Regions from separate parts of the Homo sapiens genome. Here region 1 is linked to region 2. The links are chromatin loops, found by intact Hi-C in ENCODE. Cell type or tissue: endothelial cell of umbilical vein. All regions are shown on one strand. Each heading gives the region's core, and the rest is flanking DNA. Links, peaks and the distances in the headings are about the cores only.

Region 1 (4,384 bases), core at 314-4,313, 62 kb before region 2:
CTGCCTTGTCCTCTTGGTTTCTGCTTACTCTTCAGGCCTCGCTGCTCTGGTAGGCAAACTTGCGGTCCATTCTTTCACAAAGCCGAACCTCTCCCTCCAACACTGGTTCCTCCCCCTTGCAACCTGATGCTCATGCTCATTTCTCCCTCTGTTCTCAGTGGTACAGACCCCTGACCTCCTCTGAGCTTGCTGTAAGGTCACCTTGCCCAATCAGGGCCGTCCCACACACAGCAGGCTGCTGGCTCCCAACATGATATCCATGCCATGCAAGAATCAGGGGGACTCAGGAGAGCTCAGCCTCACAGCTTCTCTCTGCCTGCTCAGGTTTTCTCACTGCCAGGTTCACTTTGGCATGGCTGCCCTGGTTGAGCATAAAACAGCCTTGGATACAAGTTCCTCCCAGAGTCTCTAGTGGGGAGCTGGGTGAGAGCCCCCTCTGTGTACGGAGTACCACTTATTAAGTAGTGCATCTGTCTAGACCCCATCCAAGACCTGGAGAAGAGGAACAAGCATGAGACCCTTCTGACCCTCTTCTCTCTCCTTACCCTTCCCACCCCCCAGCAGGCCAGAAAGGGAGTGAGGCTTTCTCTATCTTAGGTTCTCTCTATCTATCTTAGGGCTTTCTTTGTCTCTACATTAGAGTTGGCCTTGCTGTTCTGGTGGAAACGGCCTCTGCTCTGCTAAGAGAAGACTCCAGGAGCTAGTCATTCAGGCATGGCCTTTGCTTTACTAAGGAGGGAGAATCTGGAAGGATTTGGAAAATCTCTTAAATCATAGCTAACCCCTTCAGCTATACAGTGGGACACCAACACCCTGATGCCTGGCCTATCAAAGGCGTTCAGTGTGTGGTAGTTATTTATCACTTTATCTCTCTCTCTCTTGTTTTTTTTTTCCTTGAGATGTAGTCTTGCTCTTGTCACCCAGGCTGGAGTGCAATGGCGCGACCTCAGCTCACTGAAACCTCTGCCTCCCGGGTTCAAGCAATTCTCCTGCCTCAGCCTCCTGAACAGCTGGGATTATAGGCATGTGCCAATACGGCCAGCTAATTTTTGTATTTTTAGTAGAGACAGGGTTTCACCATGTTGGCCAGGCTGGTCTCCAACTCCTGACCTCAGGTGATCCACCCGCCTCGGCCTCCCAAAGTGTTGGGATTACAGGCGTGAGCCATCGCACCTGGCCTTATTTATCACTCTCTAAACCGAGAACTTTCACACTTCTTTGTCTGAATGTAGGAAATTTGTTTTACATTCTGACACTGCACGAATGTACATATATAGTACCTAACTGAAACAAATGCTACACAAAACAATACTTATTATTACTTGATGCAATACATCCAGTTAATTTTTAATATATTCTCTTTTTGTAAAAAGAAACACCCTGGTGGTGACCCATAACCCCTCTCCTCAGACTTACTTTCCCCCTTCTCTGAGATCTCATAGTGCTCTCTGCAAAGCTCAACTCAAATACTTCTCATACTGCATTGCAATGTATGTCATTCTCTCCCACTAGGGACTTTGTCCTTTTCATCTCTGCATCCCTAGCATACACAGTAATAGACACCCAGTGAGCATTAACTGAAGGAGTGAGTGGAAAACGCCTGTCTGGGCCGGGCGCAGTGGTCACGCCTGTAATCCCAGCACTTTGGGAGGCTGAGGTGGGCAGATCACCTGAGGTCAGGGGTTCAAGACCAGCCTGACCAACATGGTGAAACCCCGTCTCTACTAAAAATACAAAAATTAGCTGGGCGTAGTGGTGGGCACCTGCAATCCCAGTTACTGGGAAGTACCCAGATACTTCCCAGGCTGAGGAAGGAGAATTGCTTGAACTCAGGAGGCAGATGTTCCAGTGAGCTGAGATCATGCCATTGCACTCCAGCCTGGGCGACAGAGACTCCATCTCAAAAAAAAATAAAAAAAATAAAAAAATAAGACAATGCTTGTCTGTGTGCTCAACACAAAAGAAAAGGATGGTATTTCCCTCTATGGTGGCACACGATGCCTAGCGTGGTGTTGGAGAGCTCAGACCTTGGTGGTGAGCAACCTGGGCTCAGGGAGGAGTATATACACCTCCTGCAGAGAAGACTTAAATGCATAAAGAATTAGGACCAGCGACTTTAACCATTTCCCCCTCCTTGGTTTTTTTCCCTGAAACGATGTGCTTGCATCCCCATGCTAGAATGCCTTTCTGTCCTTCGCAGTAAATTAATTATATAAAACTGACTGTGCAGACTCAAAATTTGGGGCATTTGGCATTCTTGCAAAGCCAGACTCTAGGAAACATGCCCATTGCTGAACACATTGGATGTGGTTTAGGTAGCAAAGCAAATGACCTAACAAGGAATATATGTGCTGAGCCTAGTTCCTGTTAAATTAATAGATTCACGTTCTGGCACATCCACAACCTCACAAGTCATAGCAACCGGATGACGGCATGGCAACACAGCAGCTGCGGCCACTGCACATGAGAAAAATCAGAGCCTAGTGTCTCTGGAGGGAAAACAGAAACGGCCTCTACAATTGCTGGCTTGTACTGGATTGACTGAAGGGAGGGAGCCGTGGGGGCAATCACAAGTAGATTCCTGCCCTGGTCAGGGATGGAGTATGACATCTCTCCTGCTTCCTGAAACTTTGTTTTATATTTTAAAAGTAAATAATTTGTTCCAGCCAGAGAGGAAATGATGCTGAGAGAAAGACACCATCACGTGGACAGAATGTTCTCCCTCGCCCTGGCAGCAGTGTGGAGGTAATCCTTATCAGAGATAGTCCACGACTTGCTCTTCAACAGCAGGACCACAAGCCTTTCTTCCTAGTTTTTTGACCCTCCACCCCAACCAAAATCGCCTACCCCTTCTGGCTGCCAGGGTTGAAGGCCCTTCTTGCCAACTCTCCTTCTAGGACAAAGCCCTGACTCCACAGCCACTGTTTGGGCCAAGCCCTCAGGGATCAGGGTAAATGCCTGGAGGAGGAGGAAGAGGATGCCTGGACAGATGTCAATTCTGGTGACACAAAGACATCTGTATGTGCTGTCAGGTAGGTGACACCCAATACCAGGGCTGCCTGGGACCAAGCAGGAGTCCACACCCCCGACCTAGTTTAAATTCAAGAATGACCCTCGCTCTGCAAAAGGACTGAGAGCTCGGCCTTCTGTTCTTGGGGTTTGTGTTATGCTTAGATCTGGCTCTGGCCCCTGCTTTCCTTTCCATGTTCTATCAGGAAGGCTGTGCAGGGTTGTCACTGGGTCCCCAATGATTCTCTACTGGTCTCTGTTATTTGTGGCCATGTAATGAATTCCTCAAAACACAGCAGCTTAAGACAACATTTATTATCTTATAGTTTCTGTGGGTCAGGAATCCAGGCAGCTTAGCTGGGTGCCTCTGCCTGAAGGGCCCGAGGGAGGCCCTTCAGCTGTTGGCTGGGGTTGAAGGTCTTATCTGAAGTCTTGATTAACATGGGGGGAAGGAGAGGCATCCCTTTCCAAGCTCCCTCAAACGGTGGTTGGCAGGCCTAGCTCCCTTTCTACCAGGCTGCCTTAGGACGTGGCAGTTGGCTTCCCCCACAGTGAGTGTTCCCAGAGAGTGAAAGGCATAGAGAGGACCCAGTATGGAAGCCGCATTTTTTTTTTTTATAACCTAGTCTCAGAAGTAAGATCACATCACTGGCCATATTCTATTTGTCAGAACTCAGTCAATGGATTCAGCTTACACTTAAGGAGGGAGGATTATACAAGGGTATGAATACCTGGAGGCAGAGATCATTGGCAGGGGGCGCATCTTAGAGGCTGTCTACCACATCCTCCACTTGGTGCCCTGGTACTCCAGCAACTGCCACCTTACATAGAGAAAAAAGCAATGTATGTGTAAGTGTCAGGCCTTCACACATTTACACTGTCTGCTAATTACTCCTGGGCATGCAGAAATACTGAATATTCATGAAATTGTGACTGAAAATTTGGAATTGCATATGGAACAAAAAAAATATTCAGCTCTTGTTTTAGCAAATATGGAGTATCACATGATTGCCTTTAGAAGCCTGGCTAACATATTCTCTCATTGGTTGCCTTAAGCAGAATGCACTAAGGAATTACTTCTATTTATTCCAAAATTGAAATGGGCAATCCCTTCACCATCTCCCCACAATAGCGTGATGTAAGAAGAATTTCAGGGAACTTTAATTATTGAGTCTAATGATGCAGTTATTTCTCAAAGCAGTATTATTTTTCTTGCATTGCACATTTTGTATTTATAATGTGCCATTAATGTCTTAGTAAAAATCAGAACTAGGGCGTAGCAGCTGCAACGTGGAGGATTTCATGTTGCTAGGAGAGCTTCGATCTTCATACGCCTATCTTTGGGTGAGTCTGTGGCTTTCCATGAGAGATTAAC
Region 2 (4,384 bases), core at 117-4,116:
ACGACCTTGGCTCACTGCAACCTCCACCTCCCGGGTTCAAGTGATTCTCATGCCTCAGCCTCCTGAGTAGCTGAAATTACAGGCACCCGCCACCATGCCCGGCTAATTTTTGTGTTTTAGTAGAGGCAGGGTTTTGCCATGTTGGCCAGGCTGGTCTCGAACTCCTGACCTCAAGTGATCCCCTCCCCCCCACCTCGACCTCCCAAAGTGCTGAGATTACCACGCCCGGCCTTGTCCATTCCATTTTGTAGTCCCATGTCCAGCTCAGGTCTTAGCACGCAGTAGGAGCTTTCATCTAACGCAGAGCCTGGAGTTTAAGTAGTGATAACAGCCAATATTTACTGAGGTACCAGGTAATGTTCTCAGTGATTTCCTTGTATTAATTCATGCAGTCCTCATGGTTACCCCATGAAGTAGGCACTTACTAGGTAGGCACCATGTTATGAAGATGCACGGAAAGATTGAGTAATTTTCAGTGGCAATAAAGGTGGTAGGTCCCAACCCAAGAAGTCCAGCTCCAGAGCCTGGGCCCTGAACTACTGTACTCTCCTGCCCTGTCACACACTTTACAGCAGAGGTGGGGAACTGTGGTCTGGGGGCCAGATCCAGAGCTAAGAATGTGTTACAATTTTATACAGTTAGTTTTAAAAAGAAAAAGGGAAAGAAGAGGAATATGTAACAGAGATCACATGTGGCCCACAAAGCCTAAAATATTTACTCTCTGGCCCCTTACAGAAAAAGTTTGCTGACTTCTGCCCTAGAGGAGATGATAAAAAGGGCTTTTGGACCTGCTCCTTTTTTCAGGCTTGCCTTGGTGGGTGTGGTAGGCAGACTAAGTTCCAAAGGTGAGACTGGCAAGCTGTGGTTAAGACTTTACTTTCTCTGGGACACGGGGGGCTGAGCCGTCCTTGTTTTCTTTCCTTCTCCAGGCAGAGGACATGAATGTCAAGTTGGAGGGGGAGCCTTCCGTGCGGAAACCAAAGCAGCGGCCCAGGCCCGAGCCCCTCATCATCCCCACCAAGGCGGGCACTTTCATCGCCCCTCCCGTCTACTCCAACATCACCCCATACCAGAGCCACCTGCGCTCTCCCGTGCGCCTAGCTGACCACCCCTCTGAGCGGAGCTTTGAGCTACCTCCCTACACGCCGCCCCCCATCCTCAGCCCTGTGCGGGAAGGCTCTGGCCTCTACTTCAATGCCATCATATCAACCAGCACCATCCCTGCCCCTCCTCCCATCACGCCTAAGAGTGCCCATCGCACGCTGCTCCGGACTAGTGAGTGACCTCCCTCCGCGACCCTGGCAGGAGCGGGGCTGGGGCACTGGGCAGGGAGGCATCTCAGCCTGTGGGGCTGCTGGGGATTGGGCTGGAACACTCTGGGAGAAGGAGCTCTGCTCTGTCTTCTCTGAGATTGAGAAGGAGGTTGTCCTGGTTCAACAAGGAGGGGTGGGGGGCCCGCCCAGCTGCTTGGATTCAAATCTCAATTCTACCATTTACTATTACATCCACTTTTGCAAGTCACTTCAACTCCCTGGGCCTCAGTTTTTTCAGTATTAAGATGGGGATATTAGTATTACTTGGTTGATGATGAAACTGCCAATATTCAACTATTTTTGGATTCACAAATAGTAGTTTCCTTTGGTTCAACCTAATAGCCACTTCCTAGGCTCAGGTGCATTAGCACACATAAAGCTGGAACATCATGCCCAGGCCATCCTGTTTGCTCATAGTCCTTTGTGGCAGATCTAGTCTCTGGGGCTCTCGAACAGTCTTTTTGGCCAAAAGCAGACATTCTGGAAATATTGGGCTGGCTTGGGGTGATGTACTGCTGAAAAATGTTGCCCACTCCATAAAGAGATCCATTTCCTCTGCAAAATGGGATAATCCAATCCCTTAGGGTGGTAGAGAGGATTAAGTGGAAGTAGCTAGCTTATAGATGCCTTTGGCCAATTAACCTTTGACTGTGACCTCACCCATGGTGTAGCTCTCTGGTGCCCCCTGGTGTCTGTGGATGCAAAATGTTTGCCCTAGGCTGGCCAGCCTTCTGTACTGCTTCCTGGGGAGGCTTCTCCCTGGCTAGGCTGTGTAGGAAGAGGAAGTCATTGTAGAGATCAGACTGGCAGCCAGCGAGAGGTCAGTCTGTCCACGAGTATCTACCGAACACTCGGGCGTAAGGCCTTGTACTGGGTCCTGTGAGGGCTCCAAGAATGTACAGGACACCATGGTCTGTTCTATAGAGAATGCAAGGTCATTAGGGAGTTGACATGAAAGCCTTGGAGTTGAAAAAACAGAGGTTCCCGGTAGTGTGGGATCTGCAGCCAGTGAGCAAAGCCCCAGCAGCTAGCCTGGGATGGTGAGGACTGTATTCAAGAGGGGTGGGGCCAGAGCTGAGCCGCAGCGATGGAGGAGGGCGGGGGGCAGGGAGGACACACCAGGCGGAGGAAATGACTGGTGCAAAGGCCTGTAGATGGGACCGTGCAGGGAGAGTGAGGGGTTGGGAGGTAAGCAGTCAGCTAGGATGCAGGTCCAGGCACATGGGTGGTGGGAGGTACAAATGGAAGCGGAACCGCCTTGAACCCTGAGGGGAGGGTTGCAGGTTTTATCTCACATTGCAGGAGGGAGTCAGTAAAGAGCAAAGATTTTTTTTTTTTTTTTTTTTTAAGCAAAGGAGTGTTTTGATCATGTGGGGCCTTAAGAAGACCAACTTGGGCCTGGGCACGGTGACTCACACCTGTAATTCCAGCTACTTGGGAGGCTGAGGGAGGAGAATTGCTTGAACTTGGAGGTTCAACTCCTTGAGCCGAGATCGCACCACTGCACTCCAGCCTGGGCGGAGACAGAGTGAGACTTTGTCTCAAAAAGCAACAACAACAACAACAAAAACAAAAAAAAAACTAGCTTGGGAGAAACTGAGGCAGAAAATCCAAAGAGGAAGTGAGACGATAACTATAAAACAGCGATCCCCTTCACCACCTCCCTAGTGTGCTCAAAGTTTCAGTCTCTTTACTAGAAAACCACAGCTTTATGTTGGAGTTAGTGTTGGAGCTTCTGGGGGCAAGGATATGGCTTTGGTAGTAGAAGCAGTAATAATAATCTTTATCGAGTGCCAGGCTCTGTGCATTATTTTATCCAGTTCTCACATTAACCGTAGGAGACAGGTAGTGATAGCCCCTTTTGGTGAGTGTGAAAACTGAGGCACCCAAATATTTAGTGAAGGGCCTGCGTTTTCGTAGGTGACAGGCTGCAGAGCCAGGACTCAGGTGCCTGTGTTCCCTGCGTGAGCTCTGTGTGTCACCACTGTGACTCTTGCACATACAGGGCAGCCACTAGGATTGGGGGTGCTTTGCTGAAAGGGGGGTGCTATTTATCAACCTGCTCTTTGTCCCATAGACAGTGCTGAAGTAACCCCGCCTGTCCTCTCTGTGATGGGGGAGGCCACCCCAGTGAGCATCGAGCCGTAAGTGCAGCCCTGCCCCTGGCCGAGGGGTGTGGGTGGCCACACTGGTGCAGTGTGTGCAGGTGGGCCCTGGGAGCAACAGGAGGGTTCCGTGGGGCCTGCAGAGGGCTGAGAGGGCCTCCTTGAGCTTCTGTATGTGGCCCTGGGCTTTGCTGTCCCCGCCCTGCCTCTGTGTGGAAGTTGCAGGGAAGGGCAAGGACCGGCTCAGCTTGAACTTATCTCTAGGAGAGTTGAAAGGGGGGTCCAGAGGCTCTTTCCCATCTGTAAACCTGCAGCTGCTTCTCCCCTCTCCAGCCTCTGGACCTTGCCTTTCTGGTGGTGCCAGGTCAGGCTGTCCTCCCAAGCCCCTAGAAGCCAGACTCCCTACACCTAGCTGAGGCCTTGCTCTGCCGGCTCCCCCTCATCTTCTTCCCACCCTGAGGGATCATCAAGTTCTCCGTCCCCGCAAGGTGAGGCCTCACTTCCTGCCCTTTTCACTCCTCTAGACGGATCAACGTGGGCTCCCGGTTCCAGGCAGAAATCCCCTTGATGAGGGACCGTGCCCTGGCAGCTGCAGATCCCCACAAGGCTGACTTGGTGTGGCAGCCATGGGAGGACCTAGAGAGCAGCCGGGAGAAGCAGAGGCAAGGTGAGGAGGGGCCTGGGGGCAGCAAGTGAGGGCAGGCACATGGGTGGGCCAGGCCTCACCCTGCCCAGCCCCGCCCTGAACGTGGTTTCCTCCCCTCCCTCCTCATGCTCCTGTGGATCCAGTGGAAGACCTGCTGACAGCCGCCTGCTCCAGCATTTTCCCTGGTGCTGGCACCAACCAGGAGCTGGCCCTGCACTGTCTGCACGAATCCAGAGGAGACATCCTGGTGAGAAGGCAACCCCAGCAGAGGGAGGGCCCCTCAGTGGGGGCTGGCTTGGATCCATGTCTGCTGCTCAGGA

What was found. Peaks named below come from ENCODE experiments on the same cell type or tissue, not always from the same donor. Only the 100,000 strongest peaks of a DNase experiment are listed, where the experiment ranks them.
Region 1: a loop joins it to region 2, with 4 times the contacts of the local background. A loop is called at or near these places in 36 of 110 quality-filtered maps.

The regions. Positions count from the first base shown.
Region 1 is chr14:73,788,473-73,792,856 of GRCh38, reverse strand. It overlaps MIDEAS-AS1 (MIDEAS antisense RNA 1), which reads right to left. Exons shown (of 3, transcript NR_109995.1): 2 at 3,741-3,830. It also overlaps a transcript of MIDEAS not described here. Among named protein-coding and RNA genes, the nearest start is that of MIDEAS-AS1, 3.3 kb to the right of the region's middle. In endothelial cell of umbilical vein, for the core only: no CTCF peak of the experiment used is centred there; a DNase peak (open chromatin) is centred at 2,526; H3K27ac peaks cover 2,889 bases.
Region 2 is chr14:73,726,531-73,730,914 of GRCh38, reverse strand. It overlaps MIDEAS (mitotic deacetylase associated SANT domain protein), which reads left to right. Exons shown (of 13, transcript NM_001367710.1): 4 at 930-1,275; 5 at 3,391-3,457; 6 at 3,943-4,085; 7 at 4,208-4,311. Among named protein-coding and RNA genes, the nearest start is that of PNMA1, 14 kb to the right of the region's middle. RefSeq lists a silencer at 1,878-1,947. In endothelial cell of umbilical vein, for the core only: a CTCF peak has its summit at 1,989 (motif pointing left); a DNase peak (open chromatin) is centred at 2,014; H3K27ac peaks cover 1,880 bases.